2 separate regions of the Mus musculus genome follow, and region 2 is linked to region 1. A link is a contact called in ENCODE Hi-C or POLR2A ChIA-PET data. All regions are on one chromosome and are shown on one strand. Each heading gives the region's core, a stretch centred on a gene start or an enhancer-like site at or near the end of the contact. The rest is flanking DNA. Distances are from core to core; before and after follow the strand shown. Region 1 holds the start of Isg20l2 (interferon stimulated exonuclease gene 20-like 2). Region 2 holds the start of Ttc24 (tetratricopeptide repeat domain 24).

Region 1 (6,736 bases), core at 1,802-4,301:
AATGGTAGGTGTCTAGCCTCGACTGCTTGCCCCTTAAGTCAATGACTCAAAAGCAAAAGCCCTGTAGGCTGTAAAACCAAAAATTGACTGCAGTGAACAGAATAAAGGTCACCCATACACAGCTACCAATCAACCCAGAAAAATGACAGGAAAGCCTTTCAGCACCAACAGACAGGGGTCTAGCATATTTGCTAAGGAAGGGGACCTCTGAAGTTGCTGGTTCCTGTATTTGCATCTTCATAACCTATCAGCTTTAGGAGTCCTAGGCTCTCATAGTCTAACCTCCAGCAGTCCCCTCACCTCTCCCAGCCTCCGGATCTCATGCTGCTTCTTGGGCTTGACATGTTTCCGAAAAGGAGCTGTTAGTCGGGAGCTCTGGCTGGGGTTCTCCAGGAACTCTGATGGGGTGTGAAAGCCAGGTGTCCGGGTAAAGGCGAGGGCACAAGCTGTGGACTTCAGGGCCAGCAGGGTGAGTGGCCACACAGACCTGTACCTGAGATAGTCCAGCCCAGGCTGCTAGTGAATAGCCCACAATCACATCCTGAGTGTTCCAGCTTATGATCCAGCTGCCCAGGAAGACCCATTGAGAGTATCTACACAAGACTCAATACATGGCTCAGTGCTCATTCCCCATCTCAGGGCTCCTCTGGCTTGTACATACCTCATTTCCTCCCCGTCCCTCGGCATCCCCAGCAGCAGGGTGGCCAGCTGTGGTGGGTTCAGTCCATCCAGTGCTTCTTGCCATGAGTGGGGGAGTGTGCCCCACAGGCTGTCCGTGAAAAATTCCTGCAGGAGGAGCCAAGCAGTTTGAAGGACTCTACAACTATTCCCATTGTCTCAGCCCCATCTCAACTCTCCAGCTCATCACCTGCCTTTTTTGGCACTAGTGCCCAAGATGACAAGATGCCCGTATCTCCTGTCCATCTGTATCAGCTCTCAAGCCTGTCCCTGCCTCTACTAGCACCCATGTGGTACAGACTGCACTATATGTACACCTCTCATTATTAACACCCCATTCATTTCTGTTTTTCTCCATTTAGTTTCTTGTTTGGTCTGTTGGTTGTTTTTAAATTTTTATTTATTTTTATTTTATATACACTGGTGTTTTGACTGCATGTATGTCTGGGTGAGGGTGTTAGATCCCCTAGTACAGAAGTTAAAAGACAGTTGTGAGCTGCCATGTTGGTGCTGGAAGTTGAACCTGGGTCCTTTGGAAAATCTCTTGACCCCTAAGCCATCTCTCCAGCATGACCAATGTCTCTTTTCTTTTCTTTTTTTAAATCATGCATCACTAGCATGATCTCACCACAGCATTAACAGGTAACTATTTAGTAACCTGCTATTTTATGGTCCAGACAGCTGTGTATTTTAATTCATTCATTTGTTCTTTTAAAATTCTGGGGCTGTGGGGGCCAGGTATGGTGTCTATTATTAAAGGATCCCAGCACTCAGGTGGCAAAGGCCAGAATATCTCCATGAGATATTTCAACATAGTGAGTACCCATCTGAAAATAATGAACTAATTAAGGAGCAATTAAAAGCCTTGTTAGGAAGCCGGGCGTGGGCGTGGTGGCGCATGCCTTTAATCCCAGCACTCCAGAGGCAGAGGCAGGTGGATTTCTGAGTTCGAGGCCAGTCTGGTCTACAAAGTGAGTTCCAGGACAGCCAGGGCTATACAGAGAAACCCTGTCTCGAAAAAACAAAAAACAAACAAACAAAAATGCTTTTAACCACATAGCCATCTTGTTAGTCCTAGACAAACATTTACCCTAAAACAGCGGTTCTCAACCTGTAGGTTGGGACCTCTTTGGGGGTTCACACTTCAGCTATCCCGCATATCAGGTATTTACGATTCATAACAGTAGTAAAATTACAGTTACAGAGTAGCAACAAAAGATACTTTTATAGTTGGAGATCACAACATGAGGAACTGTACTAAATGGATGGATGTAGGATCACGAAGGTTGAGAATCACCCCACCCACAAGCCTTGCTGGTGCTCTTCTGTGTGTGTGGGGGGGAGTTGGGGGGAAATGAGACATGTCTCAACACTCGTTAAGCTGGCTGCAAGTCAAGACAATTCTGCCTTAGTCTTCTGAGGGGCGAGATTACAGAAAGGTAACTTTATGTATGTCTGCCCTGTTTTGTTTCCCTCCCCTCCTTTTTTAAAGTAACATCGTCCAGTCCAGGCTGCCCTAGAACTTGTTTTGTAGCCCAGGGGAACCTTTTACTCCCGATTCTCCTGCATCTACTTCTTAGGTGACAGGATTACAAGGGTACACCACATTTGGCCAAGCACTTCCTCTTCCCCAACCCACTCTTTATTGCCTTTAGTGGAGGATATCCTATGGAACATCTCGTTTCTCGTATGTTTCTATGCAACTGTAGCATGGCCAAATGTTGGTTGTGGGGTTTCAAATGAAACAAACAAAACTTAAGTATTAGAGTCAGAAGGCTGGGTGAAAAGTATTCTAGTAGTCAACGCGTTCCTTATTAGGAAGAGATAAAAGCTGTCTCCACATTTTCTCTGCAGTGGGCTCCTATTCACCCCCCGCCCCCCAAGAAGCACCCCGCCCTCAGCCCGGTGGCCTCACGATGATGTAGGCGTCCAGGATGGAACGGTAGTGAGCTAGGACGCGGGTGAGGTCCACAGCCAGTTGCCTTCTCTCCTCATGCGAGAGGCCATGGGCTGAAACGCCCCGCATCCTGTGGCGTGAAATGTCGGTGCAAGGAGGGAGGAGGTGAGGAGACACAAGGTCGGTACCACGAAACCATGCAACCCAAACCGGACTCAATTCTGCACGCCCGACGCAAAGCAAGAACTCCGAACCCGCCCGACGACACCTCTCAGGGCGATCCCGTCCTATTACAAATCCTTAGAACAAGGCGCACTTGCCCAACGTCACGACTTCCACTGGGCCAAGCCATTTGCGCAGCCGCAGGGGACTCGGAGACGTCACAGAAGCGCGCCCAGCACCAGCTTACGGCGAGGGGGTCAGCTGCAGGTCCCACCCTCCCTCCCGGAAGTGGGACCACGGTTCCGGCGCACTCTGTTCCGCTTCCCGCGGCCCACCACCTTCGAGTTGTACCTCCACGGGGCCCGAGGGGCCGGGGAGCGCATCCCGCCCCCGCCCCCACCCACGCCGCCGCCGCCGCCACCGCCGTTCCCGCTGCTCACGCACTCCGAGTCGCTGGCCTCGCTGCCTGAGGTGGGGGCGCTGCGGGCGCGTGCGCGCCGGCCGCCTTCCCGTTGTCGCCCGCGTTCTTGCCGTCCCGGCATACGTCGGCGCGCGCCTGCGCCTGCATCCGGCTTCGGACGCTTGCGATCTTAGTGGGGAACCAACTTGGAGGTAGGTGTATAGGGTGTTCGGGAATAGTTCGTGGATCGTCAAGAATGTGGTGGCCGAGGTGGCTGGCCCTCCACTGTGTCCTTACTGTGGGAGACAGGTAAGGTATGTGAGGAGATCGCCCCCACGTGGAGCCGAGGGAGCGCGACACCTGGATTTGGTCTTCATTTCGTAGCACGCTGAGAATTCCTGGGTGATCCAGAGGGTATTTGTGTTGTTTCTTCTCACCACTGGTACTTAAAAGTCTCATCTGACGCCCTTGTTTTGACTTCATAGACATGATAGAGTCGATCTCCGTGGGTCCCACATCTTTTTATCCGCAGCCTCAGCACCCTCATTTTATGTAATTAGATTTATTATTTGTCTGAGTGTTTTGTTTGTATTTATGTATGTGTATCGTTTAATTGCCCGGGGCCTGCAGAGATCGGAAGGCATCTAGTTTTTTCTGAAGCTGGAGGTACAGATGCTGTGAACTACTACAACGTGGGTGCCTGGAACTGAACTTAATATCTCTGCGAGAGCAACAAGGTTATAACTACTAAGGCGTTTCTCCAGCCCCAGCATCTTTAGTTTTTAAAATGGCACAGAGATCCGGAGAAGGGAAATAACCCTTTTAAGACCAACCTAAAGGTGAATTGTGGAGGCTTCAGTAGTTAGCCGGGCTTTGGGGCTTGTGGAAGTTATCACTTATGTCTTCCAGAACTGATCTTCTTTTCTCTCAGGCCTATGGTGCGGGAATCAGGATTACTTTGTCCCCAAGGCTGATTGCAGACCTCCACATGTTGAACTATGGGATTCCACAGAGGATGAGCCTCTCATCCTTTTGCTATCAGTGAGCCATTCTTCCCAGCTTCCTCCCACCATCCACTGATCTCATGTCTACCATACTCCTGAATTTAGACTTTGGGCAACCTTCGAAAAAGGCATTTGGAGGAAATGCCAAACATCAACGCTTTGTCAAGAAGCGAAGGTTCTTGGAACAGAAAGGATTTCTGAATAAAAAGAACCAACCCCCTAACAAGGTGTCTAAGTTGAACTCAGAACCTCCAAAGAAAGGGGAAACTTCAAGAGTAGATGGCATTTTGAAGATCCTTCCATGCCCAAAGAAGAAAGAGGCAGCTGCCTCCAAGAGGGACTCAGAGCAGTCCAAAGACAAGAAAGCACCATTGTCTTGGCTGACCCCTGCTCCTTCAAAGAAGACTGCTTCTGTTGTGTCTAAAATAGATTTGCTAGGGGAGTTTCAGAGTGCCCTTCCAAAGACTAAGAGCACCCAGAAGAAGGGCTCCAAGAAGAAGTCCTTGAAAAAGAAAATTGCTACAGAGAACTCCACCCAAGCTCAGTCAAAGGATAAAGGCTCCAAGAAGAAGCCCTTGAAGAAAAATGCTGTACCGAACTCCACCCAAGCTCGTTCTGAAGATAAGTGCCCTACAGTCCCCCAAAACTTGCCAGGGAAGATGGTGGCAATAGACTGTGAAATGGTGGGCACAGGACCCAAGGGACGCGTTAGTTCCCTGGCTCGATGCAGCATTGTAAATTACAATGGTGATGTGCTGTACGATGAGTACGTCCTCCCCCCCTGCTACATCGTCAACTACCGGACCAGATGGAGTGGCATCCGGAAGTGCCACATGGTTAACGCTACACCCTTTAAGACTGCTCGGAGTCAGGTGAGGAGCGTGGGTCGAGACAGTAGAGAGAGGTCTGGAGAGGACTTTCAGCAAGTGATATTCTGGGGAGGTGTCAAAGGATGGTAAAGGGAGGGAGAATAATGTCACGTGATTAGGAAGGCTTCCTATTGGAGTAAGGATTAGTTTCTTTTTTACATGGATCCTACCACCTCAGTTGACCCAATCTGAAAGCTCACAGACATGCTCAACTTTGCCTTCTAGTATAATTCTATTAAGTAGACAGTTGTGTCACAAGTCCATCCCTGTCAACTTATGACCAAACATCATACTTTTTAGCCAAACTTTCCATCCTTGGTCCTCATAAGCTCATAGTTATCCTATAATACAAATTTATGGACTGGATTTAGTTCAATTTCAAACGTTTCGAACAGTCTAAACAGAGTCTCTGAAGCTTAGGCAGACTCTTACCTGTGAGCCCCAGCACATCAGAAAACAAAACAAAGGCTGAGTGTGGTGGAGCACACCTTTTTTTTTTTTTTTGAGACAGAGTTTCTCTGTGTAGCCCTGGCTGTCCTGGAACTCACTCTGTAGACCAGGCTGGCCTCGAACTCAGAAATCTGCCTGCCTCTGCCTCCCAAGTGCTGGGATTAAAGGCGTGTGCTACCACTGCCCAGCGGAGCACAGTTTTAAAGCCAGTACTTGGGAGGTAGAGATGGGTGGATCTCTGTGAGTTCCAGGTCAGTTTCGAGTTACAAGGTGAGATCCTGTCTCAAAACCAAGTTTACACAAAAAGTGCGTGCTACACGAGCATAACAACTGAATCCGGAATCCGTAGAGCCCAGCTGTCTTAGTCAGGGTTTCTTTTTTTTTTTTAAATAATCTTTTTTTTTTAGATTTATTTATTATTATATGTAAGTACACTGTAGCTGTCTTCAGACACACCTGAAGAGGGAGTCAGATCTTGTTACGGATGGTTGTGAGCCACCATGTGGTTGCTGGGATTTGAACTCTGGACCTTTGGAAGAGTAGTCGGGTGCTCTTACCCACTGAGCCATCTCACCAGCCCTTAGTCAGGGTTTCTATTGCTATGATAAAACACCACGACCAAAAGCAGCCTTAAGAGGGAAGGAAGGGTTTATTTCAGTAATAGTCCAGCATGAGGGAAGTTAGAGTGGGCACTCAAGGCCGGAACTCCATGGCTGAAGCCATGAAGGAATGCTGCTGCTGGTTTGCTCCCTCCTGGCTTGTTCGGCCTGCTTTCTTGAAATACCTGTCTGGGGATGGCAGCACTTGCTTCAGTCACCATAAAGAGAAGGCAGCACAGACTTGTCTACAGACAAGTGGAGACATTTTCTCAAATAAGGTTCTCTCTTCTCAGGTAAATGTCTCAAGATGACTAAGTAGTTGACCCTGGTCACCTTAACAAACATATCATTGTTAAATCAACCTTTCCTTTCTTGTTGTCCCCAAGATGTCATAGTAATATCAATATTACAATATAAAACTTACTCCAAACTTTAATAAAAGTCCCATAGTCTTTAAAAGTTCAAACACTTAAAAAGTTTAAAGTCTTAAATATCTAAAGTCTTTAGAATTCCTGATTTCTTTAAGGTCTTATAACTATGGGTTCTTGGAAAATCAAAAACAGGTTAAGTATTTTATTTCAAGAGAAAAGAGCCAGGATAGATACAGTCACAGTCAAAGGAAAAGAAAGTCCAACATTACACAGCTTAAGCGTCCTGTTCAGAGACTCACGATCTCG
Region 2 (6,736 bases), core at 1,738-4,237, 150 kb after region 1:
GGTTGATGGGGCCTTGGAGGCCAGCAGGAAGGCCTTCTGGAAGCTGCCCAAGGCCTCCTGAATCTGAGCAGCATGCAAGGCCCTGTGGCCATCCCTGGTGAGGCTCCGGATCTTGGCTTCTTCTTGCAGCCTCTTCTTTTTCTCCTTTTTCTTCCTGCAGTTTGAGGGTTTTGGCACAGTCTCAAGCTTCCAGTGGCTATCCTTAGGGATAGGGGAAGACCCAGGGTTGATGCCAGGAACAGAGAGGTCAGCATGTCAGCCTTAGTTCTCGCCCTCTACCTCTCCAATAGGATCCCTTAAGGGAAATTTGGCTCTACCTCTGGCCTCCAGGGACCAAGGATTTTCCTCTGAACTCTTACCTTGCTTCCTGTGTCCCACTGGGCAGCATTTTGACTTTCTCTCTTTAGAACTCTCCCAAGTTCTTCGTCAGGACTCAGACCAAGTAACTTTCTGAACACTGCCTTCTGTGAATCCAATCCCCCATGTTACCAAAACCAAAACCAGACCAATCAAAAGTCCTGCAAACTTCTGTAATTTCTCAGGATTCTTCCTCCCTAAGTCTTTCCCCTAATGTCTACTCCCAGCATTGGAGATTGAACCCAACTTTCAAGGCAAGCACTCAACACTGATCTGCACCAGATGCTCTGTTTATCACAGTCTGTCACTGGCCTGGGAATGAGTTGAAGGCATTAGATCTTTAATGAAAGTTTACTAAAGGGTTGGGGCCGGAGCACTGGCTCAGCAGTTAAGAGTACTTGTTGCTCTAGCAAAGGGTTCAGGTTTGGATCCCAGCGCCCACAAGGTGACTGACAATCACCTGTAATTCCAGTTCCAGGAGATCCAACTCCTCCTTGTCTCTGAGGGCATCATATGCACTCGGTGCATGGACATGCATGCAAGCAAAACAGCCATACACATAAAATAAAAATATTTTTTAAGAGGGCTGGAGAGATGACTTAGTAATTAAGCCTAATTAACTCTGCTTTTTCCAGAGATCCTGAATTTGGTTTCCAGAATCCAGGTCAGACAGCTTGCTCACAACTACCTGTAACTGTAACTCCAGGAAATCCAAAGTTTTTGGTATACACACACGCATACACACACATGCATACACACACACACACACACACACACACACACACACACACTCTCTCTCTCTCTCTCTCTTTTTTTTTTTTTGGTTTTTCAAGACAGGGTTTCTCTGTATAGTCTTGGCTGTCCTGGAACTCACTTTGTAGACCAGGCTGGCCTCGAACTCAGAAATCCACCTGCCTCTGCCTCCCGAGTGCTGGGATCAAAGGCGTGCACTGCCATGCCCGGCAACACACACACTCACACACACACACACACACACACACACACACACACACACACTCTTAAAACAACAGCAACAACAACAACAAAACTCTCTTTAAAAGGTTAGTGAATTTTAAAATTTGAGTCACAGAAGTGACTCACCCTTGTGGCTTCTGCAGGCACTTGAACTGACATACACCTATACACATACACATTTTAAAAATAAAATATCTTAAGCCTGGTGTGGTGGCACAGACCTTTAATCCTAGAATTCAGGAGGCAGAGGCAGGTAGACCTCTGAGATCTAGGCCAGCCTGCTCTTCTAGATAACCAGAGATATACAGAAAACCCCTATTTCAGGGCAGGGGAAAGGAAGACCAGCAATAAGAAAAGCATATATATATATGTGTGTGTGTGTGTGTATGTGTATGTATACATATATATATGTATGTATATGTGTATACATATGTATATGTATGTTTTATATACATATATATATATATACATATATGTATATATATATACACACACACACACACAATTTAAAATCATCTTCAAAGGTCCACTTCTGTGACACTATATGAACTCAACTGTGCACCCCATCTGTCATTCCCTGGGGATTATGGTCCTCTTTAGTCAACATCTAAAGGGCTCATTTTTGTTATTTTGAATTGTGTGTACATGAGCACATGTGGTTATGTGCACCAGAGGCTTTGAATCCCATGGAGCTGAGGTCATCCTTGGTTACGAGCTGCCCGGTGTGGGTGCTGGGACCTGAACTCAGGTCTCTGCAAGATCAAAAAGTACTCAGAGCTGTCTTCTCAGCTTATCTGAGCGCCAGCATCTCCGTCAAAACAAAACAGACAAACAAAAGGCTGTCACACACCTTTAAAATCCCAACTCAGGATGTAAAGACAGGCAGATCTCTGGGAGTTCAAGGCCAGTCTGGTTTGCATAGTGAGTCCAGGACAGCAGGGTTACAAAACCCAAACAGGATACACAGGGCTTCCCCTCACCTCTTACACAAGGCCTTGTGACCTACGTGCTGCTGCTTTATAAACCAACGGGAATTCAGCACAGCCACCTCCAGCGGTGGCAGGAGCTGTACTAGCCCCGGGCACTCAAAGCTGAACAGACACTGAGTTAGGAAGAGGCTGATGTCCAGGAGGCGTCTGTGTGCATTGACTGTGCCCTTCCTATTGTCTCCTCTACTTTCTGCCAGTCGGTTCCCGCCTTGGTCCCCAGAGAACTCTTAAGTTCAGATAGATTCTTCTCATCAGCACATTTCTCCTGGACTGCCTCTCTTCCCAGGAAACTGAAAAAAAAAAAAAAAGCCGAAAAACGACCCCCCCCTCAACCCCCACTTTTTCTCTTTTACAGAGAGGGGGCAAAAGGGTTTCTGCTTTTCAAAGATATTTTCTCTGGAGTTGGGGATTTGGCTTAGTGGTGGAGAAAAGGGAGAGAGGATGAGAGGGAGGAAGGGAGGGTGGGAGGGAGGAAGGGAGGGTGGGAGGGAAAACTAGAAAGAGTTGCTTCTGAAAACACATAAAATCCCGACTTCATAAGGCTCCCCACCTTGAGGCACTCCAGGCTGTCACCTTGAGGCTCCGGACTGTCCCCTGCACAGTCTTGGGGACCCCACTCCAGGACCTCTTACCTCTGTCTGTCCTGTTTTCTCCACAGTGGCCTTCTGGAATGGTTCTGCTGGCTTAGGTTACTTCCCAGCAGCCTTGAGCGCAGAACTGTGTTACCAGACACCTGGCACTCTCCTTTCCTCCCAGGTAATCCTTCGAGTGACAGCTGTGGTAACCTATCTTAGTGGAGGACCCTAATGGTGCTCAGACATAGTCACCTAAGACCTGTTTCCCTTCCTGCTTGGCTGCCCCATCCCTGCGGACACACCTTCCAGTTCCTTCAAATAATATATCAAACTACCATGAGACAGTCATCTGTTCTTTCCCATCCTCTCTTCTTTTTTTTTTTTTTTTAAGATTTATTTATTATATGTGAGTACACTGTAGCTGTCTTCAGACACCCCAGAAGAGAGTGTCAGATCTCATTACAGATGGTTGCAAGCCACCATGTGGTTGCTGGGATTTGAACTCGGGACCTTTGGAAGAGCAGTCAGTGCTCTTAACCACTGAGCCCCCATCCTCTCTTCTTAATTTAATTTAATTCTAAGGTAGGTTCTTGTGGTGATCTTCTTTCCTTCTTTCCTTCCTGAGTGCTGGGATCACAGATTGTGCCACCAAGCCCTGCTCCGTCTCTCCCTTTCAGAGAGAGACATGACAGACCAAAGAACTCCATCTGCTACAGGGGGTGACTACAAGCTTTTTTTTTTTTAAATTATTATTTATTTTATGTATATGAGTGCACTGTAAACTCTGTAAACTCCAGGTTCTGTTTGATGTGTTTAATGAGAGGACAGGAGGCCCCACAATCACCAGGAATCTCTAACTCACCAGCTCACCAACCCATGAACCTACCACCAGTGGCTGCAACTAAACGAAATTTGCCCCTTTCCCCATTTGCCTAGGAAAAAGCCTTTTTAAGTAGAAGGGCCATTGCCAGAAACAGACTCCTGAAGTAGATGCACTGACCATAGTTGCAACACAGGCGTTTGCGCAGGCCTGGCACCCAGGGCCATCTCTGAGCTCCAGACAGGCTGAAGCTTCTGCTCTGGCCTGGCTTTCAGAGGTGCTAGCACAGCCTGTCCAGGCCAAGTAGGCCACAGAGTGGTCCCATACTCAGTAGGCTTTCCTTGAGGAAAATAGGGGGCGGGGGTGGGAGGGCCTGAAAGTGTTCTCAGCCAAGGTCCTAAGGGGCTCTCTCCCAGATCCTCTGTCATTCTGAACCAGCATCCAGTTCCCTTCAGTGCCACACCCACCATGTCCTCGAATCTCCTTCCACATCACTGACAATACAAGCAGCACCAACAATCAACGTGGTCACGATTAACACATACATTTCAATGATAACTTTAAATGCCAGTGGAATCAACTCTTCAAAAGACACAGACTGACAAAAGCCAGGGGCTAGAGAGATGGCTCAGTGGTTAAGAGCACTGACTCCTCTTCCAGAGGTCCTGAGTTCAATTCTCTGCAGCCACATGGTAGCTCACAACCATCTGTAATGAGATCTGACACCCTCTTCTGGTGTGTCTGAAGACAGCTACAGTGTACTCTTATAAATAAAATAAATAAAATTTAAAAATAATCAAACAAAACTCCCCAAATCCATCTATCTGTTACTGCCAAGAAATGCATCTTAGCTGTAAAGATAGGCACTGCTAAAAGGGTGGACAAAGTACTCCATCAAACAGAACCAGGAAGAAGCAGGTATCAATATCCTAATAACTGACAAAACACCTCAAACTAAAACAAGTCAAAAGAGATAAGGGGGACACTTCATCCTAACCAAAGGGACAATTAACCAAAGAGATGTCACTATTCTAAACCCAGCTCTGCGGTGCCCAATTTCATTTTTAAAAGTCTACTACTGTATTTAAAGACAAATTATCTTCAATCCATTAATAGCTGATTTCAGTACCCTTCTTGTGTCATCTGGACAAAAAATAAACAGAAACACAATTCATTGACATCATACATCTAATGGACTTAACAGACATCTACAGAACATTCCACTCAGCCAGGCATGGAAACTTTTCTAAAGTAGACCATATCTGGGACACAAAACAGGTCTTTATATATTCAGGAAGATGGAAATAACTCCTTATATCCTATCAGAACACAATGCAATAAAACTTGAAATTGACACCAAAAATTTCTAGTCAATATGCAAACTCATGGAGATTTAACAACTCATCACTGGAGTTAATGAAGAAATCAATCAATCAATCAATCTCCCTGTAACTAAACCAAGGACACCTCTGGCACACATGGAAAGCAGCCCTACAGGGGGAATCTATAAGATGCCTGTATTAAAGGATCAGAAAGAATGGCTCCAGAAGTTAGAGAGACAAGAGGAGCTAAATAAAGAATCCAAGGCCAGATGGATTCACAGACGAATTCTACCAGACACTCAAAGAGGATCTATAGCCAGTCCTTCACTATTACAAAAAAGAAAAAAGAAAAAAAAAGAGCTTGCCTGTGAGAGATTATCTTGGCCATGTTAATTGATTAGGTAGACCCTTTTTAATTGTGGGTGGGGCCATTCCCTGGACAGGGGACCCTGGAGTATACAAAATGGAGAAAAGGAGCAATTTCATATATGTGTATAAAGTGTTGTCATATTTATTCCTCATATTGTGTCATTTGAAATATTTCTGTATAGAAGGAATATTATCTCTATAAATAATCTTCACATTGACTTTGTTAGTTGTGTAGGAAGTCTTTTGTTTGTTGTTTGTTTTTCAAGACCCTGTTTCTCTGTGTAGCCCTGACTGTCCTGAAACTTGCTCTGTGGACCAGAGTTGGCCTCAAACTCACAGAGATCTTCCTGCCTCTGCCTCCCCTAGTATTAAAAGAATGTGCCACTCCAGGAGAAGTTTTTTTTTTTTTTCTTTTAAAGATTTATTTATTTATTTATTTATTTATTATATGTAAGTACATTGTAGCTGCCTTCAGACACACCAGAAGAGGGCATCAGATCTCATTATGGATGGTTGTGAGCCACCATGTGGTTGGTGGCTCAGAAGAGCAGTCAGTGCTCTTAACTGCTGAGCCATCTCTCTTTTTTTTTAAAATGACTTATTTAGTTACTTTTATTTTATGTGCATTGGTGTTTTGCCTGCATGTATGTTTGTGTGAGGATGTCGGACCCCCTGAGGCTGTAGTTGGGACAGTTGTAAGCTATTATATGGATGCGGGGAATTGAACCCGAATTCTCTGGAAAAGCAGCCCGTGGTCTTAACCGCTGATCCATCTCTCCAGCCCCAACCCTTAGCTGGCGATTTCAACCAGACTCCATGGTGGCGGGACCTCCTTTCCCTTCCCACACCCTTTTAATTAATCTGTTTTTCTGTCCTGCTCAAGATCAGCTGAAGCCTTCACTAGGAAGGTCTCTGCCTCCACTGCAGTGGATCTTTCCCTCTGTGCGGCATAGACCTCCAAGCTTTTGACTGTGCTATCTGTTGTTGCTGTAACAGCACTAGTCTAGAACATGTATATCCCTGCATTTGTCATCTAGTTCAGAGTAAAACACCAAATAGCACACAGGGAGGCCCAGGAATTCTATAGGAAGTAGGACAGGTTAGTGAAAGGAAGGGCAGCTGCAAGGACTATTTGTTAAAAAGCCAGATGAGCAGCGGGGCCTTAGAGAAAGCAAATCAAGAAACTGACCTAAGCTAGCTCACGATCTCTAAGAGGAACTACAAAACCCAGGGTTCCCTGCGGCACGAACGGGAAGCGTCCCATCCCGGCGTGACCGCAGTGAGGGGTGGTGTCCCAGCGGCGGGAGATTCAAAACTGGCAGGAGAAGG

Evidence for each region. A loop is a pair of places that touch in the nucleus more often than their neighbours do. ChIA-PET counts read pairs that join two places held with the same protein, here RNA polymerase II (POLR2A).
Region 2: a map of gastrocnemius shows a loop between it and region 1 (2.2-fold over the local background). The contact joins the promoter of Ttc24 here to the promoter of Isg20l2 in region 1. A Hi-C loop is called at or near these places in 13 of 37 maps with a recorded cell type or tissue (Patski, adrenal gland, gastrocnemius and 2 more). POLR2A ChIA-PET finds 5 or more read pairs at or near these places in 1 of 5 experiments (Patski).

The regions. Positions count from the first base shown.
Region 1 is chr3:87,927,263-87,933,998 of GRCm38, forward strand. Isg20l2 (interferon stimulated exonuclease gene 20-like 2) reads left to right here and starts at 3,052. Exons shown (of 4, transcript NM_177663.4): 1 at 3,052-3,349; 2 at 4,069-5,013. The coding sequence starts at 4,222. It overlaps Rrnad1 (ribosomal RNA adenine dimethylase domain containing 1), which reads right to left and starts at 2,933. Exons shown (of 8, transcript NM_153562.4): 1 at 2,594-2,933; 2 at 662-786; 3 at 301-493. The coding sequence starts at 2,704.
Region 2 is chr3:88,075,317-88,082,052 of GRCm38, forward strand. Ttc24 (tetratricopeptide repeat domain 24) reads right to left here and starts at 2,988. Exons shown (of 10, transcript NM_172526.3): 1 at 2,954-2,988; 2 at 1-201. It overlaps Iqgap3 (IQ motif containing GTPase activating protein 3), which reads left to right and starts at 6,735. Exons shown (of 38, transcript NM_001033484.1): 1 at 6,735-6,736.